Linked DNA regions of Homo sapiens: region 1 is linked to region 2. The links are chromatin loops, found by intact Hi-C in ENCODE. Cell type or tissue: breast epithelium. All regions are shown on one strand. Region 1 overlaps DYNC1LI2 (dynein cytoplasmic 1 light intermediate chain 2). Region 2 overlaps CMTM4 (CKLF like MARVEL transmembrane domain containing 4).

What was found. A loop is a pair of places that touch in the nucleus more often than their neighbours do. Peaks named below come from ENCODE experiments on the same cell type or tissue, not always from the same donor. Only the 100,000 strongest peaks of a DNase experiment are listed, where the experiment ranks them.
Region 1: a loop joins it to region 2, with 17 times the contacts of the local background. A loop is called at or near these places in 11 of 110 quality-filtered maps.

The regions. Positions count from the first base shown.
Region 1 is chr16:66,739,067-66,741,566 of GRCh38, forward strand. All of the region lies in intron 4 of DYNC1LI2 (dynein cytoplasmic 1 light intermediate chain 2), which reads right to left. Among named protein-coding and RNA genes, the nearest start is that of DYNC1LI2, 11 kb to the right of the region's middle. In breast epithelium, a CTCF peak has its summit at 1,072 (motif pointing left); no DNase peak of the experiment used is centred here; H3K4me3 peaks cover 165 bases; H3K27ac peaks cover 1,322 bases.
Region 2 is chr16:66,687,536-66,690,035 of GRCh38, forward strand. The region is part of intron 1 of CMTM4 (CKLF like MARVEL transmembrane domain containing 4); the gene reads right to left. Among named protein-coding and RNA genes, the nearest start is that of CMTM4, 8.0 kb to the right of the region's middle. In breast epithelium, no CTCF peak of the experiment used is centred here; no DNase peak of the experiment used is centred here.

The DNA of each region.
Region 1 (2,500 bases), 52 kb after region 2:
TTTAAAAGCACTTTTAACAAATCTTCAAATCAATAAAATATACAATGGCTTAACTGGGCAAGATCTAATGCCCGAAGATCTCGTGAGGCACTCAACTAGGGCTTCCCAGACAGTGAGAAGCACAGAGCCTGGAAGGGCTCACAGGTAAGCTAAGCTACGGTTGGAAGGTGGAGGCAGGAAGTTCAGACAGCTGGCTCCACGAACCTCCACCCCATTACCTCGTGCACTGTAAACTTTTCTGCTGTTTTTTACCTGTGCCATGAGGAGAAAATAGTTCAGAAGCCCTAGATTATTCACGCTCTAAAGGAATGACTTAATTGTGGCTGCCCAACAATAGGAAATTCACATTTTTAAATAACTTAGCATTTTATTTTATTTATTTAATTGTTTTTGAGATAGAGTCTTGGCTCTGTTGCCCAGGCTGCGGGGCAGTGGCACAATCATGGCTCACTGCAGCCTCGACCTGCTGGGCTCAATCAATTTGTCTGCCTCCGAGTAGCCAGGACTACAGGCATGTACCACCATGACTGGCTAAATTTTTTTAGAGACAGGGTTTCGCCATGTTGCCCAGGCTGGTGTCAAACTTTTGGTCTCAACCAATTGGCCCACTTCAGCTTCCCAAAGTGCTGGGGTTACAAGCATTGAGCCACTGCGCCTGGCCAACTTAGCATTTTAGAAAGCAATTTGGAAAGCAGAGCAAATATACATAACATGAGTGAAAAGGCAGTATTAAAAAGAGGAAGGACCATGTAAGTTGGATAGTAAAACGTGCATTTTTTCTTGGGTATACACATACTGCAGTGTTAACAATTTCTCTCCAGATGGTGAGTATTTCACAGCAGGGGACATCAGCCCACTTGGGGCTTCCCTTTGGAATCAGATGGGAGTGGGTACAAGAAGATCACAGAGCATCTTCACTGCTGCTGCTGCTTCTCTCTCAACTTTTCCCTCCTACCTCATTTATTGGTTTCACAGTCCTGAGAAGACCCCATAGTCCTACATAAGCATAAGAAAAGCCCCATATATAAAACAAGAAAGAGAAGACTAAAGTACAAAAAAGCGCCACCTTCTGGTGGCTATAGGGGATGCTTTCCCTTTCACTCAGATGATCCCTGCAGCCAAACAGCTGCCACAGACACAAAACCACTGGGAACCTAACCCTAAAAGAGACTGGCCGGCCATGGAGCAGCTTTCCAAAATCATAAGAATGGAGACTGGTGTTGGACTGGAAACCAGGTTGAATAACAGCCCTTCACTCCTTCCATATAACATCTAGAGTCCAATTAATCTGGAAAGCAAGAGTCCTCTGGGCAAGAGGATAGCCAACTGCTTTATTAAAATGTAGCCTAAACCCAGTACTAACAAAGGCTCCTCCAACATACAACACAAAGACGTGGCTACCATTCCAAACATCTGAGAAGGGGTGGTGACAGCAGAGAGGCCAATGGAAAACCAACCAGAGTCGTGGGACATGGTTCCAGCAATTGCTAGCTGCCCTACGGTGTCCTCTCTCCTCTTCCTCCTTATAACCAAACTGAACTTTGATATTTAGAACACATGGCAACCCAAAGTAAAGATTACATTTCCCAGCCTCCTTAAGAGACAGCAGCCCCTGCAGCCCTGCATTTCTCTTCCTCCATCCTGCTGACTGGAACACGGATGTGAAGGCTAGAGCTCTCAGTCAGGAGGAAGAGAACCACACCCTAGAAATGACAAAGCAGTAAGCACAAAGGAGCAAGGTCCTCCAGCTGTCTTCCCAGGGCTCTAATTTCCAGTCCTCAACTACCTACACCTCCAGATTTCATTTACAGGAGAGAAATAACCCTCAGTCTTGTTTAAGCCATTATGTTATCTCAGGTTTTATGTCACATGCAGCTGAATCTAATCCTAAATAACAGCCATCAATGACTAAATCACAAAATAAATTCAGTGTTTCATGGAAATTTAAGCCCCCCAGAAGCAGGCCTTTTATTTACTGTGTCTCCAGCACCTAGAACCTGGTACCTGGTACAGTATAGGGCAGACACTTTCCCTATCTGGGAAAAAACAATATTGGCTCAATCTCTCTCTTTTCTGTCTTAACAGATCTCTACAAGGTTATCACTCTAAGAAAACAGCTTCAGAGAACTGAAGTCACCAGTACATTAGCCCACTCATCTGGGTACAAAGCTGTCTGTGCAGTGGATGAAAGCAGGTCTTCAGACTCAGAACTATTCAGAGAAGTTGTCCTTAAGGGCTCTATTTCAGGAAAAAAGAGGCATTATCTAGAAAGGTCAGTGGTTGAAGACACATGAGCTGAGCTGCATAACAATCACAGTAGCACACATGCGGGTGACCAGGGAAATATACACATGCACAACAAACCGAAGAATACAATGTTAAACTCATTGTTTTAGACAACGTGGGACAGAAGCAAGATGAAGTACTGGACAGAAAACACACTGCGAGAAACTTGATTTAAAAAGCGCATCAAAATTTCTGAACCATTCTGCCAGTAAGT
Region 2 (2,500 bases):
AACAGTTATACAGCAGAAAATGTCTCCCTGACACCCTGGCCCTCGGCCACCCAGCTCCCCAACTTGTATCATTCCAGAGATATTCTGTATCACTATCAGTCTGTTGTCTGTTCTGGTTGCTATAACCAAATACCGTAAAAAGGGTAATTTTTTTTTTTTTTTTTTTTTTTGAGACGGAGTCTCGCTCTGTCGCCCAGGCTGGAGTGCAGTGGCGCAATCTTGGCTCACTGCAAGCTCCGCCTCCTGGGTTCACGCTATTCTCCTGCCTCAGCCTCCTGAGTAGCTGGGACTACAGGCGCCTGCCACCACACCCGGCTAATTTTTTATATTTTTCATTGAGACCGGGTTTCACCGTGTTAGCCAGGATGGTCTTGATCTCCTGACCTTGTGATCTGCCCGCCTCGGCCTCCCAGAGTGCTGGGATTACAGGTGTAAGCCACCGCGCCTGGCCAAAATGGGTAATTTATAAATAGAAATTTATTGCTCATAGTTCTGGAGGCTGGAAACTCCAAGATCCAGGTGCCAGCAGATTCAGTATCTGAGTGAGGGCCCATTCTTCACAGACGGCACTTTCTATGTGTCCTCACATGGCAGAATGAGCAAGGACACTCCCTTCAAACTCTTTTAAAAGGGCACTAATCCCATTCATGAGGGCTGAGCCCTCATGACTTAATTACTTCCCAAAAGGCTCCACCTCTTAATACTATCACACTGGGTGTTAGGTTCCAACATCTGAATTTTGGGGGAATGCCAACATTCAGACCATAGCAACCTCCAACAGGCTTTGATGACGTGGTGTCTTGAGACGCTGAGCTAGGGAGCATGGTGGGCTCACCAGCACTGTAATACTACCATTATCCCCAACTTACAATCCCCAAGTGAGAGACCTGCAGGAGATCTGCTTGTGGCCTGAGTGAACAAGTAGCTTGCCAAAAGTCTCATGGCCGATAAGAGATACGAAGTCCATCATACTCTCAGAAACACTCCCCTCAACACACACACACACACACACACACATTCTACCCTAAACAAGGGTGACTTCATGTCATTGTTCTCTCTCCCTGGAACATACCTCCATAAACCATCACTAGCCCTTTGCCTGGCTAATATAAAGTTTAGAATCAGCATTCTTCTATCTACAAAAAAACCTTGCTAGGATTTTGGGATCGTATTAAACCTATAGATCATTTGTGGAGAACTAATATTTTAACTATATTGAGTTTTCCAATCCTAATGAACACAGAATGCCTGTCTACTTATTTTGGTCATCTTTGATTTCTTACTTCAGTGTTTTGTAGTTTTCAGTGAGCAGATTCTATACATGTTTTGTGAGATTTATATCTAAGAATTTCATTCTTTTGAGTGCTGTTATAACTGATATTGGTTTTTTTGTTTTAATTTCCAATGATTTATTGCTAGGATATAAAAATACTATTGGTTATCGTGTGTTGACCTTATATCCTGTAACCTTGCTAACTCACTTATTAGTTCTAGGAGGTTTTTTATAGATTCCCATGTGATTATCTACCTAATCATGCCATATGCGAATAGGGACAGTTTTATTTATTTCTGATCTGTACGTCTCCTATTAATTTTTTTGCAACGGCTAGGACTTCCAGTATGATCTTGAATATGAGTGGTAACAGTAAACATCATTGCCTGTTTCCCATCATGGGGGAAAGCATTCATTCTTTCCCCACTGTAACATTATATATTACAGTATAATGTTAGCTGTAGATTTTTTGTAGATGCCCTTTTTCAGGTTGAAGAAGTTCCTTTCTCTTCCAAGTTTGCTGACAGCATTTATTATGGAAAAGTACTGAATTTTGTCAAAAGTTTTTTTTTTCTGCATCAAATGATAGAATCATGTGGCTTTGGGTTTTGTTTTGTTTTTGAGAAACGGTCTCACTCTGTTGCCCAGGCTGGAGTGTAGTGGCACGATCGCGGCTCACCGCAGCCTTGACCTCCTGGGCTCAAGCAATTCTCCCACCTTAGCCTACAGCTGGGACTACAGGCATGCACAACCATGTCATGCTAATTTTTGTATTTTTTGTAGAGAAGGGGATTCACCATGTTGCCCAGGCTGGTCTTGAACTCCTGGGCTCAAGCAATCCACCTGCCTCGGCCTCCCAAAGTGCTGGGACTACAGACATAAGCCACTGTGCCTGGCCTGTTATTTTAAGTTATTAATATGGTGTACACCTATAACATTTACTTTCAAAAACTGCACCAACCTTTTTGTTCCTGGGATAAATCAAATTGGTTTGGTGTATTATTCTTTCTCCATTATGCTGGGTTTTATTTTCTATATGGTATTTTGTTGAGGATTTCTGTGTCTGTGTTCATATAAGGAATATTGGTCTGTAGTATCATTTTCTTGAACTGTCTTTGTGTGGTTTTGTAAAACACATGTACGCTCTACATTTAACAACTTCTTTTGAGATCGTGGATTATAATTTCACTATTTTTAATCATCAAAAAAACTTAAGAGTAATTATAA